Linked DNA regions of Homo sapiens: region 1 is linked to region 2. Evidence: chromatin loops called from intact Hi-C (ENCODE). Cell type or tissue: heart left ventricle. All regions are shown on one strand. Each heading gives the region's core, and the rest is flanking DNA. Links, peaks and the distances in the headings are about the cores only. Region 1 overlaps EIF2B3 (eukaryotic translation initiation factor 2B subunit gamma). Region 2 holds the start of PTCH2 (patched 2).

Region 1 (9,588 bases), core at 1,017-9,016, 130 kb before region 2:
CCACCCAGGCTGGAGTGCAGTGGCACGATCTTGGCTCACTACAACCTCCGCCAGGGTTCAACCTCTCCCGGGTTCAAGTGATTCTCCTGCCTCAGCTTCCTGTGTAGCTGGGACTACAGGCATTTTCCACCATGCCCGGCTAAGTTTTTGTATTTTTAGTAGAGACAGGGTTTCACCATGTTAGCTAGAATGGTCTCGATCTCAGGACCTCGTGATCTGCCCACCTCGGCCTCCCAAAGTGCTGGGATTACAGGCATGAGCCACCGTGCCTGGCCAGGAAAAGGTTTTAATGAATTTTATTTTCATTAAAATAATGAGTTCAGCTTTGGTCACATTGAGTTTGAGGTGTCCTATATTTAGATGTAATAAATCAGGGTGCCAAAGCCTGAGGCCCAGTCTTGTGATCCAGTGTTCATTCCATTATTAGAGTTGCCTCCAATAGGAAGGGTGGTAGCTTAATAGCTCTCTCTTTGTATTGAATGAAGATTTAAAATGTTGGAGTCTCACCCTGTCGCCCAGGCTGGAGTACAGTGGTGTGATCTCAGCTCACTGCAACCTCCACCTCCCAGGTTTAAGCAATTCTCCTGCTTCAGTCTCCCGAGTACCTGGGACTACAGGCGTGTACCACCACTCCCGGCTAATTTTTTTGTATTTTTAATAGAGACAGGGTTTCGCCATGTTGTCCAGGCTGGTCTTGAACTTCTGACCTCAAGTGATCTGCCTGTCTCGGCCTTCCAAAGTGTTGGAATTACAGGTGTGAGCCACTACGCATGGCCCCCTTTGGTTTTTTTGTTTTTTAGAGACAGAGTCTTGCTCTGTCGTCCAAGGCTGGAGTACAGTGGCATGATTTCAGCTCATTGCAACCTCTGCCTCCTGGGATCAAACGATCCTCCCATCTTAGCCTCCTGAGTAGCTGCAACTACATGCATGCCACCACACCTGGATAATTTTTCTTTCCTCCTTTTTTTTTTTTTTTTTTTTTTGGCAGAGACAGGGTTTCGCCACGTTACCCAGGCTGGTCTTGAGTTCCTGGGCTGAAGTTATCTGCCTGCCTTGGCTTCCCAGAGTGTTTTTTATATTTCTTCCCATTTGTATTTTTGATTAATGTTCTTCTGAATTCTTCATATCAAGGAGAAGTGGCATATAATATATTAAAGTGTGGGCACCATTCATATAGACCTGAGGTTTTTTTTTGTTTGTTTGTTTGTTTTGAGACAGACTCACTCTGTTACCCAGGCTGGAGTGCAGTGGGGTGATCTTGGCCCACTGCAACCTCCACCTCCCAGACTCAAGCAATCCTCCCACCTAAACCTCTGGTTTTTTGGAGTTTTTTTATAGAGACAAGGTTTTGCCATGTTGCCCAGGCTGGTCTTGAACTCCAGGGCTCAAGTGATCCGCCTGCCTCGGCCTCCCAAAGTGCTGGGATTTACAGGCATGAGCCACTGCGCCCAGCCAGCATGTCTTTTAATCCAAGATTCCTCATTTGTAAGATGAGATTGTTCTAAGAATTAATTGGGGGGAGGCCAGATGCAGTGGTTCACGTCTGTAATCACAACACTTGGGGAGGCCAAGGCTGGCGGATCCTTTGAGCCCAGGAGTTGGAGACCAGCCTGGGCAACAGAGCGAAACCTCATCTCTACAGAAAATACAAAAATTAGCCAAGCATGGTGGCACATGCCTGTAGTCTCAGCTACTTGGGAGGCTGAGGTGGGAGGATTGCCTGATCTTGGGAGGTTGAGGCTGCTGTGAACTGCGACAGTGCCACTGCACTCCAGCCTGAGTGGCAGAGTGAGACCCTGTCTGTAAAAAAAAAAAAAAAAAAAAAAAAAAAAAAAAGAATTTATTGGGGGAATGCAGGTAAAATATATTGAAAAGGCACAATAATATTAGCAGTTGTTATTACACCTAGAAATAGACCAAATCTAATTGAAATAATGGAACCACTGTCTATATGAGTAAGTTTTTGTTTTTCTTTCTTTTTTTCTTTTGTCCTATAGAAGTCATTGTGGTTACAACCAGGGATGTTCAAAAGGCTCTATGTGCAGAATTCAAGATGAAAATGAAGCCAGATATTGTGTGTATTCCTGATGACGCTGACATGGGAACTGCAGATTCTTTGCGCTACATATATCCAAAACTTAAGGTGAAAAGCAATTTTTTGACTCTTCTTGTTTATTGAAGATAGATGATATCTTATGTTTTCCCAGTGCATTATAGTCTTTTTTTTGAGACAGAACCTCGCTCTGTCACCTAGGCCGGAGTGCAGTAGTGTGATCTCAATTCACTGCAACCTCCACCTCCCGGGTTCAAGCAATTCTCCTGCCTCAGCCTCCCAAGTAGCTGGGATTACAGGCATACGCCACCGTGCCTGGCTAATTTTGTATTTTTAGTATAGATGGGATGTTGGCCAGGCTAGACTCGAACTCCTGACCTCAGGTGATCCACCCTCCTCGGCCTTCCAAAGTGCTGGGATTACAGGCGTGAGCCATCACGCCTGGCCCCCAGTGCATTATAGTTTACAAAACTTTATTTCTGATATATTTTTACATCACATACTTTGTTACCCATGTACTCTTCAGTTGCTCTTTGATTTGGTTACTAGTAAAGATTTAGACATTAATTTGTCATAGTCACTGGTTTCCAATGTTTTTGAGTAATAGCACATTTTTATTAAAAAAGAAAAAAAAGACATACTCTAGGCCAGGCACAGTGGCTTATGCCTGTAATCCCTTTGGGAGGCCAAGGCAGGTGGATCACTTGAGGTCAGGAGTTTGAGACCAGCCTGGTCAACGTGGTAAGACCCTGTCTCTACTAAAAAGACAAAAATTAGCTGGGCATGGCGGTGCACATCTGTAATCCTAGCTACTGGGGAGGCTGAGGCAGGAGAATCGCTTGAACCCAGGAGGTGGAGGTTGCAGTGAGCCGAGATCATGCCACTGCACTCCAGCCTGGGCAACAGAGTGAGATCCCATCTCAAAAAAAAAAAAAAGATATACTCTAAATGTACTTCAAAAGATTCCATTCATATGAAGTTTGTGAACAAGCAATGTTAATGTATAAATCAGAGGAGCAGTTGACTCTGCAGGTGAGGATTGACTAGAAAGAAGTACAAAGGAACGTTCAAAAATTCATAGACCTCCCATGTAATATTTGAACTTTTAGTTAACCTTTGGTTAAGAAACTAAGGAGCACATAGATATGAGAACATAGTCTCCCCAATGGTTTGTGGCCCATGAGCTGAGAAAGATCCACTGTAGATTGTTCTAAAATTGTTTTTCTTTGGAAAAAATTCAATCGTTGTGATGTTGCCATATTACTTGAAATGGGAGACAAACTTTCTTCTGTTATTTCTGGTGATTAAACGGATGTGTTATTTTCAACCGACTTTTGTACTATAAAACAAAAAATTAATGCAAATATGTACATGGCTTTCCCACCCCTTTTATTGAGGAATAATTTATACACAGTAAAATGCACAGATACTAAATATACACCTAGATTACCATTATCCAAATCTAGAACAATTCCATCACCCCTGAAAGTTCCTTTGTGCTTCTTTCTAGTAAGTCTCTGATCTTCTGAGTCAACCACTCTTCTGTTTCTATCACTATGTATTAATTTTATTTGCTTATAAACTTCATATAAATGGAAACATACAATTTTGTTCTGGCTTCTTTTGTTCAACATATTTTTCAGATTCTTTCATGTTATTGAAAGTATAACTAATCTGTTCCTTTTCATGCTTAGTAGTATTCCATTGAATGAATATACTACTATTTATTTATCTATCCTCCTATTGACAGTTATTTGGGTTGTTTCTAATTTTTGGCTATCATGCATAAAGCTATTATGAGCATTGTTCTGCAGGTCTTTTTGTGAAAATATTCTATAGGCTGTAAGGTTTACTTTATTGGAAACTAGCAGTTTTCTAAAGTGATTGTACCATTTTATACTTTCATCAACAGTTTGTAAGAGTTGCGTTTGCTTCACGTCTTCATCAACACTTGGTGTTGTCAGTCTTTTTAATTTTAACCATTCTAGTAGGTATGTATGTAGTGGTATCTCATTGTGGTTTTAATTTACATTTCCCTGATGGTAATGATGCTGAACACCTTTTCATGTGTTTATTGGCCATTTATATATGTTCATGAAGTGTCTGTTCAAAGCATTTGTCTATTTTTTAATTGAGTTGTTTGCCTTTCCATTATTGATTATAGGAATTCTTAATATAGTCCAGATGCAAGTCGTTTGTGAGATATGTGTTGTGAATATTTTCCACCAGTCTGTGGCTTTTTATTTAATGGTGTCTCTTGAAGAAAAGTTTTTAATGATGATGAAATCCAAATTACTGATTTTTTCTTTTATGGTTATTGCTTTTTGTGTCCGGCCTAAGAAATCTCTGCCCATCTGACCTTTGTGTAGATGTTCTTCTATGGTTTTGTCTTTGTTTTGTATTCTTTTTGAGACAGAGTCTTGCTCTCTCACCCAGGCTGAGTGCAGTGGTGCAATCTCCACCTCCACTGCACCTCCTCACCGCACCACCTCACTGCAGCCTCCACCTCTCAGGTTCAACTGATTCTCGTGCCTCAGCCTCCTGAGTAGCTGGGATTACAGGTGTGTGCCACCACACCTGGCTAATTTTTGTAGTTTATAGAGACAGGGTTTCACCATGTTGGCCAGGCTGGTCTCGGGCTCCCAGGTTCAAGTGACCTACCCACCTTGGCCTCCCAAAGTGCTGGGATTACACACATGAGCGACCTCACCCAGCTCAGATTTGACATCTTAATATTGAATCTTTTGATCCTTGAACATCGTATATATAGTAATGTGCCACATAACGATTTTTGGTCAATGACTGGCCACATATGTGGTCCCATAAGATTGTAATACCATATTTTTACTGTACCTTTTCTATGTTTAGATATGTTTAAATACACAAATACTTACCATTGTGTTACAGTTACCTATGGTATATAATAACATACAGGTTTGTTACCTAGGAACAATAGGCTATACCATATAGCCTAGGTATGTAGTAGGCTATACTATCTAGGTTTGAGTAAGTACATTCTATGATGTTCGCACAACGAAATCACCTAACAATGCATTTCTCAGAACATACCGGATTTCTCAGAACATATCGCTGTCATTAAGTAACACATAATTGTGTATCTATTTATTTAAGTTTCGCTTAATTTCTCTCAACTGAGTTTTGTAATTTTCAGTGATGATTTTTTTTTTCTTGAGACAGCCTTGCTCTGTCGTCCAGGCTGGAGTGCAGTGGTGTGATCAAGGCTCACTGCAGCCTCAACCTCCTGGGCTCAAGTGATCTCCACATCAGCCTCTCAAGTAGATGGGACTACAGGCACATGCTACCATGCACAGCTAATTTTTTAGATTTTTATTTTAGTAGAGATGTCTCACTGTGTTGCTCAGGCTAGTTTCAAACTCCAGGGCTCAAGCTGTCCTCCCACTTCAGTCTCCTAAAGTGCTGGGATAACAGGCATGAGCCACCACACCCAGCCCAATGTAGAAATTTTGAACATGTCTTGATAAATTTATTCCTAGGTAAATATTTTTAATGATATTGTAACTGGTATTTTTTCTATTTTCAATTGTTTATTGCTTGTACATAGAAATACAATTGATTTTTGTATTTTGGCATTATGCGCTGTGACCTTTTAAATTATAGATTCGTTTAGGACCTTATCATCATATTGCCTGCAAATAAAAACAGTATTATATCTTCCTTCTTAATCTTTATTCTTTTTAAAAATTAAATTACATTAATTTTATTTTTTGAGACAGTCTCACTCTGTCACCCAGGCTAGTGTGCAGTTGTGTGGTCACAGCTCACTGTAGCCCCAAACTCCTGGGCTCAAGCAGTCCTCCCACCTCAGGCTCCCAAGTAACTAAGTAACTAGGACTACAGGCATGTGCCACCATGCCCGGCTAATTTCTTTTTTTTTCTTTTTTTTTTTTTTAGACCAGGGTCTTACTTTGTTGTCCAGGCTGGAGTGCAGTGGCTCGATCACGGCTCACTGTAACCTCGACCTCCCCAGGCTCAGGTGATCCTCCTACCTAAGCCTCCCAAGTAGCTGAGACTACAGGCATGCACCACCACACCTGGACTTTTTTTATATATAGAGAGAAAGGATCTCACTGTATTGCCCAGGCCTGGTCTGGAACTCCTGGACAGAAGTGATACCCCCAACCTTGCCCTCTCAAAATGCTGTGATTACAGGCATGAGCCACTATGCCCAGCTCTTTAAAAAAAAAAAAAATTGTCTCATTGCCCTGGCCAGGACCTCCAGTACAATGTATATAGGCATTTCCATTCACTTTTGGCCTTCCTTCTACTTTTCTGTATTTTCTCTCAAGTGGATTTTGGGTGCTTCTGATTAGAGTGGGGGCTTCCAATACAATAATGTGGGGTGTGTTGCTTTCTGGAGTACCGCTGATTATTTGTTTAGAGAATATTTGGGGAATTCCATTAGGGTAATGAGAAGAAAATTTGGGTCAAGTGTACAGTTCAGTGGTATTAAGCACATTTATAATGTTGTGCAACCATTACCACCCTCCATCTCTATAACCTTCATCTTGTGAAACTGAAACTCTATTACCATTAAATACTAACATCCCCCTCCTCCTAGCCCATGGCAGCTACCATTCTACTTCCTATTTCTATGATTTTGACTACCTCTAAGTACCTCATGTAAGTGGAATCATAGAGTATTTGTCTTTCTTTTTTTTTGAGACAGAGTCTCACTCTATCACCCTGGCTGGGGTGCAGTGGCATGATCTCAGCTCACTGCAGCCTCTACCTCCCAGGTTCAAGCATGTCTTGTGCCTCAGCCTCCTGAGTAGCTGGAACTACAGGTGCATGCCCTACCTACTACACCTGGCTAGTTTTTGTATTTTTAGTAGAAATGGGGTTTCGCCATGTTGGCCAGGCTAGTCTCGAACGTCTGGCCTCAAGTGATCTGCCCACCTTGGCCTCCAGTATTTATTTTTTGTGATTGGCTTACTTAGCATAACATCCTCAAGGTTCATCCATATTGTAGCATACTGCAGAATTTACTTCGTTTTTAAGGCTGAGGAATATTCTATTTTATGGATATGCCACATTTTGCTTAGCCATTCATCCATCCACGGACACTTGGGTTGCCTCCACATTTTAGCTATTGTGAATAATGCAGCTGTGAATATGGATGTACAAATATTTCTTTGAGACCCTCTTTCAGTTCTTTTGATTTATACTGAGAAATGTAGTTGCTGGATTATATGCTATTTCTGTGTTTAATTTTTTAATGAACTGCCATACTGTTTTCCACAGTGGCTATACCATTTTACATTGCCACCAACAGTGTACAAGGGCTCCAACCTCTTTCTCTCTTTCTTTTCTTGTTTTGTTTTTGAGACAGGATTTCGTTCTGACATCCAGGTTGGAGTGCCATGGCGCAATCATGGCTCACTGCAGCATTGACCTCCCAGGGTCAAGCGATGCTCCTATCTCAGCCTCCTGAGTAGCTGGAACCATGGGCATATGTTGCCACACCCAGCTAACTTTTTATTTTTTGTTGAGATGAGGGTGTTTCACTATATTGCCCCCAAAATACAAAAATTAGCCACGCATGGTGACACACACCTGTAGTCCCAGGTACTCAGGAGGCTGAGGTTGAGGACTGCTTGTGCTCGAGAGGTGAAGGTTGCAGTGAGCTGAGATCGTACCACTGCACTCTAGCCTGGGCAACAGAGGGAGATTCTGTCTCAAAAAAATATATAAATAAATTAAAATCAGTGTGTGTGTGTGTGTGTGTGTGTGTGTGTGTGTATTTATTTATTATTATTTTTTAAAACGGAGTTTTGCTCTTGTTGCCCAGGCTGGAGTGCAATGGCGTGATCTCGGCTCACCGCAACCTCTGCCTCCCAGGTTCAAGCGATTCTCCTGCCTCACCTTCCTGAGTAGCTGGGATTACAGGCATGCGCCACCACACCCAGCTAATTTTGTGTTTTTAGTAGAGACAGGGTTTCTCCATGTTGGTCAGGCTGGTCTCAAACTCCCGATCTCAGGTGATCCACCCACCTTGGCCTCCCAAAGTGCTGGGATTACAGGCATGAGCCACCGTGCCTGGATATATATATATATGTGTGTGTGTGTATATACATGTGTGTGTTTGTGTGTGTATATGTGTGTGTGTGTGTGTTTGTGTGTGTGTGTGTGTATTTTTTTTTAGAGACAGAGTCTCACTATGTTGCCCAGGCTGGTCTCGAACTCCTGGGCTCAAGTGATCCTCCACCTTGGCCTCCCAAAGTGCTGGGATTACAAGTATGAGCCACCATGCCTAGCCTATGGTTCCAGTTTCTCCACATCCTTCCCAGTATTTATTTTCTGCTTATTTTTGTTTGTTTGTTTTTTTGTTTTTGAGAAGGAGTCTTGCTCTGTTGCCCAGGCTGGAGTGCAATGGTGCAATCTCGGCTTACTGCAACCTTTCCTCCCAGGTTCAAGCGATTCTCCTGCCTCAGCCTCCTGAGTAGCTGGAATTACAGGTGCATACCACCACGGCCAGCTAATTTTTGTATTTTTAGTATAGAGACGGGGTTTCACCATGTTGGCCAGGTTGGTCTCAAACTCCTGACCTCGTGATCCACCCACCTCAGCCTCCCAATGTGCTGGGATTACAGGCATGAGCCACCTCACCCAGCCTATTTTTTTCTTAATAGTAGTCATCCCAATAAGCATGAGTTAGTATCTTACTGTAGTTTTGATTTGCAAAGAGCTTGGGATTTTTGGTGGTCTTCTCAGAGCTGTATTAGCTACCATCTAAAAGTTTAGAATGGATGTGTAAACTTTCTTTGCTCTATAATCTCTGAATTTTAGAAAAGTTATTTTTGGCCCAGTAAGCTAGAGATCTTGAAAGTCCCAGGCAAATAAGTTCCTCTAATACTTGGAGGCTTGAGAAGTAATAGTGGCAACTGTTAGGAGAGAAGGCATGAGAAGGAAAGTAAAGTAACCTCCAAAGGGGCATTTTACTCTCCAAGTTACTGCCTTTTTGTATGACTTTGATTTTTTTTTTTTTTTTTTCTGGAGACGGAGTCTCGCTCTGTAGCCCAGGCTGGAGTGCGGGCTCACTGCAAGCTCTGCCTCCTGGGTTCACGCCATTCTTCTGCCTCAGCCTCCCGAGTAGCTGGGACTACAGGTGCCTGCCACCAAGCCCGACTAATTTTTTTGTATTTTTAGTAGAGCCAGGGTTTCACCATGTTGGCCAGGATGGTCTCGATCTCCTACTTCGGGATCCGCCCGCCTCGGCCTCCCAAAGTGCTGGGATTATAGGCGTGAGCCACTGCGCCCGGCCATGACTTTGATCTTTTACTCCTTATTTTAGGGCTTCCCCTTGCACCTAAAATCAGAATCTTTACTAAGTCCTTCTGCAGTCTAATTTCTGTTCCTCCGTTACCCGTTCCCCCACATCATTTACACAGAATCTCTTACATATAATCCTACCTCTGAGCCATCTTCCAAGCTGTGACTTTGGCCAGCAAGTCTTTGCTATCTTTACTTGGTTTTTTCTTACTACAATAGCCCCT
Region 2 (9,588 bases), core at 534-8,533:
CTGCTGGCAAGAGTTCCTTGAGCCGAGAAGACTGCCACTACCCAGGATGATTGCATCAGGGGCCTTCTGCCATGGATAAATGGGGAGCTGCTGCATTGGTTCTTAGCCTCTCTCCTTTCCCCATACTTGAAGTGAGGGCCCATAAGCTCCTGTGAGCCTATAAGACTGCCAAGATTGCCCTCCAAGCTGTTCCCCAAGGCCAAAGGTCGAACTTCTTCCCAGTTCTTCACTACTTTACTATTACCATCCCACTTCCATACTCAGTGGAGAGAGGGAAATTGTGTTTAGCTGTAGCCCCAACAGGAATCTAGGGCCTGCATGGCCTAGTTGAGAAGTTGTTTCTATTTCCAGAGAATTGCAGGGGATACACTTTCTTTATCCACAGCTATCCCTACTCCTAAGGAGGTACATAAACCAGGCCTTTGTATGCAGCTTTCTAAATAGTTAAATGTGTCTGAGGAAGGGGGAGGCCCATGGAAAGGACCACCCAGACAGAAAGTCTAGAAAGCTCTGCTCTAATGAAGCTGACCCAGAGGGAGAGAGACTGGGCAGGAGAACACATTCTACTGGAAGCCAGTATGACCTGTCCTTGGCCTGAGCCATCTGCCACTACCCAGGATGATTGCATCGGGGCCTTTCTGCCATGGATAAATAGAGAGAGGCTGCATTTGTTCTTAGCCTGTCTCCTTCCCCCACACTTAAAGTGAAGGACCATTCCCTAATCTCTGGCTGCAGCCCTGGCACCAAATACTTGATAGGTACGCCAGGCGCGGTGGCTCACGCCTGTAATCCCTGCACTTTGGGAGGCCAAGGTGGGTGGATCACCTGAGGTCAGGAGTTCAAGACCAGCCTGGCCACCATGATGAAACCCCATCCCTACTAAAAATACAAAAAGTTAGCCCGACGTGGTGGCGGGCGCCTGTAATCCCAGCTATTCAGGAGGCTGAGGCAGGAGAATCGCTTGAACCCAGGAGGTGAAGGTTATAGTTAGCCAAGATGGCACCACTGCACTCCAGCCTGAGCAACAAGAGCAAAACTCCATCTCAAACAAACAAATACTTGATAGGTGCTATTGGCCTCAACCTGCCCACAGGGAAGGAGCATACATACCCAGGCTTGGCCCCTAAATATAACAGGTGGTGATGGGGCTGCCCAGGACCCCCACTTCCCTCCTCCACATCTCAGGGTCATTGACTCTGCTTGGCCTAGATAACAGAAGCAGCCAAAAGCTGGCGAGTGAGAAGCCTAGAGGAATGCCAGAGAAAGCAAGCCTGCCTTGCCTCCACCATGAATTAACTCCCACATGAACCCACCCCTGAAGCCAGACTGGTCACTTTACCCAGCACTGTGTGTATGTGAGTGTGGGCTGCCTCACTTTTCCTGGCACTGTTCCTCAGCCATATGTATTATCTCATTTAATCCTTATGTTAATGTCAGAGATTATGTGACTTCCCTGAGATCTCACAACCAGCAAATGAAAGATCCAGACCATGAGCCATTCCTTTTCCTTTTAGATTCTGTCATCCTCCCACCTCTCCCATCCAGTTCCTTTCACTTCTGGAAACATCCCTGAGTACCCCCAACTCAGTGGTTTCCCCTGTGGTCTCTGTGCTCCCCCTCAGGCTATGAACTTCTAAAAAGCAGGTACCCTGCAACACCAGAACCCAGCAAAGGAATGGACACATAAGAGATCCCAAGGCTGGGCGCGGTGGCTCATGCCTGTAATCCCAGCACTTTGGGAGGCCGAGGCGGGTGGATTGCCTGAGCTCAGAGTTCAAGACCAGCCTGGGCAAAACGGTGAAACTCTGTCTCTACTAAAATACAAAAAAATTAGCCAGGCGTGGTGTCACGCGCCTGTGGTCCCAGCTACTCGGGAGGCTGAGATGGGAGGATCACTTGAGCCTGGGCAGTAGAGGCTGCAGTGCACCAAGATCATGCCACTGCACTGCAGCCTGGGTGACAGAATGAGACCCTGTCTCATTGAAAAAATTTAAAAAAAGGAGATCCCAAGACGTTTGTTTCATGAGTCAGTAATGAGATTTAATTAGATTGCTTTTATCCTGTTATTTGGAGAATATCTCTAGTTTAGGCCCAAAACACGTACCCAGGACCAGTGGAAATGACAGTGAAACAAGCTGTTCTATCATAAAGGAGGCTGCTTGCAGAAAGAGAAGAGAAGCCTCTTTATCCCTTCCTATTCCTGGGGTCTATGGCTTTGGCTCTGGCTGAGCTTAGCTGGGCTCAGGAAACCATTTTGTTTGGGAGAAGACAGGTCATTTTGTAGCTTGGAGCAGCCAGACAGCACTAGGCCCTAGGTTGGAAAGGCTGGAAACTGTAGACCCATTTCTTCCATCCTAGTCTTTGAACTATAAGGCAAGAGGTTTCCTTAATAGACAGACTTGGCCTTGGAAGCATCCATAGAAATGGTGGACTTTGTCACAATTGTTAGCAGTGATGGGCCTATGATGAAAGCAGAGTCCCAAGGCCCAAGTGGTTACAAATCTATTTATCCATGGACCTTATGTCTTGCAGAGTCTGGTAAAAAGGAAGGAGATTAAGACTTACTTAAAGCATAGCATCGGGAGTTGTACTCCTGATGACAACCAGTGCTGAGTCCAGGCCACTCCCTGTCTTCAGCTATTGCCCCAAGAGCAAACTAGGGGCCCATACAGACTTAAGTTAGAGGCTGTTTCTATTTCAGAGACTTGCTAGGGGTACAGTTCTTTTTAACCTTAAATTTTTTATGTTATCATTATTATTGTTTTTTGAGGCAGGGTCTCACTTTGTCGCCCAGGCTGGAGTGCAATGGCACAATCACAGCTCGCTGCAGCCTCTATCAACTCTCCTGCCTCAGCCTCCCAAGTAGCTGGGACTACAGGTGTGCGCCACCACACCCAGCTAATTTTTTATTTTTTGTAGAGATGGGGTCTCACTATGTTGCCAGGGCTTGAACTCCTGGCCTCAAGCAATCCTCCCGCCTCAGCTTCCCAAAGGGCTGGGATTACAAGCATGAGCTACCATGCCACTTTATGCTCAGCAGGACACACTCTATAACAGGGAGAAGAAAGTGCTATTCAGGTAGGCTGCTTTTCATGTGCAGTTACTGTTTGGCCAACAGCATCATACATATATTAGTTCCTCCATAGGCATTTTTCTGGGTGAATGGACAAATGGAAATGGCAAACCTGTTAGGTGTTCACCCCTTCAACCTAAATGTTCCTCTTCCCCAGGACTGAGGCTCTAGAGATGATGTTAATTTGCACAAGCTTTCAAAAAATCAGTTGAGCAGTGTGTATCAAGAGCCATAAAAATGTTCATACTCTTTGACCCAAACAACCCACTTCTGGGAATCTGTCCTAAGGATATTCTCCAAATGATTGATTACAAAAACTACATAGTAACATGAAATATTTATGATGGAATGATTTTTTTTAAGTCTGGAAGAACTGACCAAGAAATTTGCCAGAGATAATAGTAGTTGTGTTAGAAAAATTAGCTTATTGTAGATTCATTTTCTCTTTCTCAAACTTTACATATTGGAATATTGATTTTACCCTACTCTGCCACTTGAGGTTTATCAATCAGGAACCCAATAGAAACAGCACACTCAGATAGGATAGTTGAAAGTTTAATAGAGGGACTATTGCCTCTATTCTTCCCAATTTCCAATCCTTTACACCCTGAATTCTGCAACTCTTAGTGACTCACTCAACAATTATTAAGCACCTATTTATTGTCTGGTGAAGAAGGCAGACTTTCAAGTACATAAGTTTTTGTGTCATAAATGCAATTATACATATATAAATTGAGTTGTTATGCAGAGCACAAAGAAGCAATTATCTGCCAGGAGAGAGACATGAATCAAGGAAGGTTTCAAAGAGGGGGTAGGCTGGGTACAGTGGCTCACGCCTATAATTCCAGCACTTTGGAAGGCCCAGGTGGGCAGATGACCTGAGCCCAGGAGTTTGAGACCAACCTGGGCAACATGGCAAAACCCTGTCTATACAAAATTACAAAAATTAGCTAGGTGTGGTGGTGCACACCTGTAGTCCCAGCCATTTGGGAGGTCGAGGTGGGAGGATCCCTTGAGACTGGGAGCTCAAGGCTGCAGTGTGCTGTGAAGGCACCACTGCACTCCAACCTGGGCAACAGAGGGAGATCCTGCCTCAAAAAAAAAAAAAAAAAGGTGGGTTTTGGGGGTGATTCAAGTTCAGTTTTTGAAGATTATCTGCCAAGACAAAAGGACCAAAACATGTACAAAGGCAGGAACGAGGGAACACTGATGTGAGGGAACTATGGGAGAGAAGGCTTTAGCTAGATCACACAGGGCCCTGTGCTCCAAGTGGGCCTTGTGCTTTGGAGCTATCAGATTTGCATGTTAGAGAAATGACTCTGGTCTCAGTGGAGAGAGTGGACTGAAGAGGGCAAGAATGGAAGCCGGGAAGAGTGAACAGAAGAAATCTTGGGCTTTGATTGGGTCGGAAAGAAAGTGTGGCCCTACCCACTTTGATGCCATCTCTAAGACCTACTGCTACCTGACCCCCGACCTCTGGAAGGAGACTGTATTCACCAAGTCTCCCTATCAGGAATTCACTGACCACCTCGTCAAGACCCACACCAGAGTCTCCGCGCAGAGGATCCAGGCTCCAGCTGTGGCTACAACATAGGGTTTTTATACAAGAAAAATAAAGTGAATTAAGCCTGAAAAAAAAAAAAAAGAAAAGAAAAAGAAATTGTGGCCCTAGGCCGGGCGCGGTGGCTCACGCTTGTCATCCCAACACTTTGGGAGGCTGAGGCGGGCGGATATCCTGAGCTCGGGAGTCTGAGACCAACCGGGGCAACATGGCGAAACCCGTTCTCTACCAAAAATACAAAAAGCCGGGCGTGGTGGTGCATGCCTGTGATCCCAGCTACTCGGGAGGCTGAGGTGGGAGGATGGCTTGAGCCTGGAAGGCGGAGCCTGCAAGCCGAGATGGAGCCACTGCACTCCAGCCTGGGTGACAGAGTGAGACCCCGTCTTAAAAAAAAAAAAAAAAGTGTATCCCTAACAGAGCCCGCAAAGGCCCTTTCTCAGCGTAAGCCTCTGGACTTACACTTGGCCGGCGCTGCGCCTCTCCGGGATCCCCCTCCCTCCTCCTCCCTGGGGCCCCGCGGGCGGGAGGGAGGCGCGGGGTGGCCCAGCCTGGGTGGTCTCCCGCCCCGCCCCCTGCGGCGCCGTTACCTAGCAGCGGGCCGGGCCGCGCGGCTAGGGTAATTTGCGGGCCCCTCAGCCAATGGGAGGGCGTCGCCCCGGCCAGCTCCCTTTTCTGGAGCTCCAGCCGCCTCCCGGGGACTGCAGTTGCCACCTCGAGCCCTGCTGTGCGTCTCGGGCCAGCAATTCCGCCTGCGCGCGGGACCCATTCCTCCTCCAGCCGCCGCGGCCCACGGCCCACGGAGCGGGTGAATCCCGGCGCCGCGCCCCGGACCCGCAGCTCCCTGCACTCCTCCCTCCCAGCCGCTTTAACACCCACACCCCACAGTCTCTCCCACGCCCGCGCCTTGGCGGCCCCACTGAATCCCTACGCGGGGCCCAGCGGTACCGGGAGACCGGGCTAGCCTATGGGAGCGCCCAGATAACGCGGGTTGGGGGCGCCCGCGCCCCCCATCCCCGCCAGCATGACTCGATCGCCGCCCCTCAGAGAGCTGCCCCCGAGTTACACACCCCCAGCTCGAACCGCAGCACCCCAGGTGAGTAGAGGGGGAGCTGGAAGAAGGAAGAGAGCGGAGCCAGGTCTGTCACTCGGGCCTCTGCAAGGTTTGTGATGTCTTGAAGTGCCGAGTGTCATTAGATGTCTGAAGGCAAGTGAGAGCCAGCACCGCAAGCAAGTTGTGCGTGTGTGTCGGTGTGTCTGTGCCGGTGTCTCCTCATCGTCTGGCCAGTGAGAATGAATGTCTGTGGGTTCACCTCTGTGTCCACCCGACGACAGGTGTGTGTACATATGTATCCTGCTCTCAGAAAATGGGCCTATGCCGGCCGGGCGCGGTGACTCACGCCTGTAATCCCAACACTGGGAGGCTGAGGCAGGCAGATTACCTGAGGTCAGGAGTTCGAGACCAGCCAGGCCAACATGGGGAAACTCTGTCTCTACTAAAAATAAAAAATTAGCAGGGCGTGGTGGCGGGCGCCTGTAGTCCCAACTACTCGGGAGGCTGAGGCAGGAGAATCTCTTGAACCTGGGAGGCGGAGGTTGCAGTCAGCCGAGATCACACCACTGCACTCCAGCCAGGGCAACAGAGCGAGACTGCGTCTCAAAAAAAAAAAAAAAAAAAAAAAGGAGAGAAAACAAAAAGAAAAGAAAGGAAAATAGGCCTATGCCTTCCTCAGGTGTGTGCTGGGGATGGTGGGTGTTACATCTTCCAAGTCTGGGCCTGTGTCTGTGTTGGTGCTCCCTGTCCCACATCCAGAAATCAAGAAGCGAGGGCTGGGCAGCAGATATACAGGGTGAGAAGGGAAGGATTTCATGCATTGTTGCAGTGATGCCTGGCTGACCCTTCTCTTTCCATCCCAGATCCTAGCTGGGAGCCTGAAGGCTCCACTCTGGCTTCGTGCTTACTTCCAGGGCCTGCTCTTCTCTCTGGGATGCGGGATCCAGAGACATTGTGGCAAAGTGCTCTTTCTGGGACTGTTGGCCTTTGGGGCCCTGGCATTAGGTCTCCGCATGGCCATTATTGAGACAAACTTGGAACAGCTCTGGGTAGAAGGTAAGTTGTGGACACTGGCCATAGCTGCTCAGGTATGGTGAGCCCAAGACAAGAACGGGGTGAGGAGCTGGCTACTGAGCTCTAGCAGGCCTGGCCCTGGGGCTGGAGGGTCACCTGCTGGCCAGAGTCCTACACCTGGGCATCTAGGAACACCGTTCCCTCCCACAACCATAAATGGACATCTGCAGATGTTAGACCTTGTGAATTGGGTGTATAGAATATTTGTCTGTGATTTTGTACGTTAGCATTTATTGCTAACTTTCTATGTGTGTCTTTGACAATGCATCAGGGTTTTACAAAGGCAGCTAAAACAAGATTCATCTTTCAGTAGCAAAGAAAGTAAAATATGTGCTGGAATAACTAAAATACAATACAGAGCATCCTGTGATTATGTGGTATAAGATAGGGTAGGGAGAAATCACTTCTGACCAGCAGAATCAGAAAAGTTAGAACTAGAAGGCTGGGGAAACTGAGTAAATAATCTGGCCAAGCCTGCAGGGAGAGGACTCAGGCACCCAGGCCCATTTAATGGAAAAGCAATACAGAATCCACACTTTGAGGCAATAGCCAGGGTCAGATGGAATCAAATCCTCACTTTCTTAAGGAAGCATAAAAGAAGAATGATTTTCTTGGGGTTTTTTTTTGGGGGGGGTTGTTTTTTTGTTTGTTTGTTTGTTTGAGACAGAGTCTTTCTCTGTCACCCAGGCTGGAGTGCAGTGGTGCGATCCTGGATCACTACAACCTCACTTCCCGGGTTCAAGTGATTCTCGTGCCTCAGCCTCCAAGTAGCTGGGATCACAGGTGCCCACCAACACACCCGGCTAATTTTTGTATTTTTAGTAGAGACAGCCTAGACCTCCAGGGCTCAGGTCCTCCCACCTCAGCCTCCCAAGTAGCTGGGATTACAGGCGTGCGCCACCACACCCAGCTAATTTTTGTTTTGTTTTGTTTTGGAGACAGAATCTCACTCTGTCACCCAGGCTGGAGTGCAGTGGTGTGATCTCAGCTCAGTGCAACCTCCACCTCCCAGGGTCAAGTGATTCTTGTGCCTCAGCCACCTAAGTAGCTGGGACTACAGGCATAAGCCACCACACCCTGATAATTTTTGGGTTTTTGGTTTTTTGTTTTTTTTTTGAGACAGAGTCTCACTCTGTCTCATCCAAGCTGGAGTTTAGTGGCTTGATATCGTCTCACTGCAACCTCTGCCTCCCAGGTTCAAACGATTCTCCTGCCTCAGCCTCCAAAGTAGCTGAGATTACAGGTGGGCGACACCATGCCTGGCTAATTTTTGTATTATTAGTAGAGACCAGGTTTCACCATGTTGGCCAGGCTGGTCTCGAACTCCTGGCTTCAAGTAATCCGCTCACCTCAGCCTCCCAAAGTGCTGGGATTACAGGTGTGAGCCACCGTGCCTGGCCAGAATGATTTCTCATTAATAATTTCAGCAGGCCAGGCACGGTGGCTCACGCCTGTAATCCCAGCACTTTGGGAGGCCGGGGCGGGCGGATCAAAGGTCAGGAGTTCAAGACCAACCTGGCCAACATAATAAAACCCCATCTCTACTAAAAATACAAAAATTAGCCAGGCGTGGTGGCGGGCGCCTGTAGTCCCAGCTACTTGGGAAGCGGAGACAGGAGAATTGCTTGAACCTGGGAGGCGGAGGTTGCAGTGAGCCAAGATCGCCGCACTGCACTCCAGCCTGGGCAGCAGAGGGAGATTCCATCTCAAAAAAAAAAAAAAAAAAATTTCAGCATGACTCTCTTCTTTCCTGAGGGCTGGTTTCATATGGCAGCCCTTTGATAGGAGTCAAACTCCAGTCTGTTTTTCCCTGGGAAATTTGCATTTTGTAGACTCCCTCAGCCCTGGCCCATACCCAAAGGCAGAACCCAGGTTGGAGTCTCACACCCTCGAGTTATTTCAAATACTGGCAAGTCCTAGGATCCACAGCAGATGTTTCTCAGAGCTTGCCTGCCTGTTGAGCTCCCACACGCCATCCCCACCCTACCTACCCCCAGCCCTGCAGACTCTCACATCCATATACACTCTAGGCCAGCCCTGGGGTCCAGAGCAGATGTCTCGCTCTGCCTGCCTGCCCCCAGCCCCAGGACACAGATGTGCATACACGCACATACACATATCCCCACCCACACCACTGCTGCCTGGGTGGTCCCAGATGACTCTTGGATTTCCTGCCCCAACAGAGGCAGTCTCCCTTCCCTTCCTCCCTCTCCATTCCCCACATTCTCCCCATCTAAACACTGCTTGAGCCTCCATGTTTCCTCATCCTCTCTCCTATACTCCAGCATAGGATAGGCTAGACCCCAGCAGTTTTTTGCTGTTGTTTGGGGGAGGGTTTTATAAGAGGATGGTAGCCAATTCCTAGGCTTTTTTCCTTTATTTCAGAATATCACTCTTGTCCTATATTGGCTGGGGGTGAGGTAAAAATCTTTTTTTTTCTTTCTGTTTTTTTTTTTTTTTTTTTTTTGAGAGTAAGTCTTGCTCTGTTGCCCAGGCTGTAGTGCAGTGACGCAATCTCGGCTCACTGCAACCTCCGCCTCCCGGGTTCAAGCGATTCTCCAGAGTAGCTGACACTATAGGCATGCGCCACCATGCCCGGCTAATTTTTTTGTATTTTTAGTAGAAACAGGGTGTCACCATGTTGGCCATGCTGGCCTCGATCTCCTGACCTTGTGATCCGCCCGCCTTGGCCTCCCAAAGTGCTGGGATTACAGGCCTGAGCCAGACGCTAGGCCAATCTTTTTTTTCATAGAGATGGAGTCTCACTGTGAGACCCAGTCTCAAAGAAAAAGTGTAAGAAGGCAGGGTGCAGTGGCTCACGCCTGTAAT

Evidence for each region. A loop is a pair of places that touch in the nucleus more often than their neighbours do. Peaks named below come from ENCODE experiments on the same cell type or tissue, not always from the same donor. Only the 100,000 strongest peaks of a DNase experiment are listed, where the experiment ranks them.
Region 1: a loop joins it to region 2, with 1.9 times the contacts of the local background. A loop is called at or near these places in 32 of 110 quality-filtered maps.

The regions. Positions count from the first base shown.
Region 1 is chr1:44,970,870-44,980,457 of GRCh38, reverse strand. EIF2B3 (eukaryotic translation initiation factor 2B subunit gamma) reads left to right here. Exons shown (of 12, transcript NM_020365.5): 3 at 1,998-2,143. Among named protein-coding and RNA genes, the nearest start is that of EIF2B3, 11 kb to the left of the region's middle. In heart left ventricle, for the core only: no CTCF peak of the experiment used is centred there; no DNase peak of the experiment used is centred there.
Region 2 is chr1:44,839,000-44,848,587 of GRCh38, reverse strand. It overlaps PTCH2 (patched 2), which reads left to right and starts at 5,335. Exons shown (of 22, transcript NM_003738.5): 1 at 5,335-5,727; 2 at 6,549-6,741. The coding sequence starts at 5,656. RefSeq lists a silencer at 5,120-5,389. In heart left ventricle, for the core only: no CTCF peak of the experiment used is centred there; a DNase peak (open chromatin) is centred at 5,337; H3K4me3 peaks cover 1,616 bases; H3K27ac peaks cover 556 bases.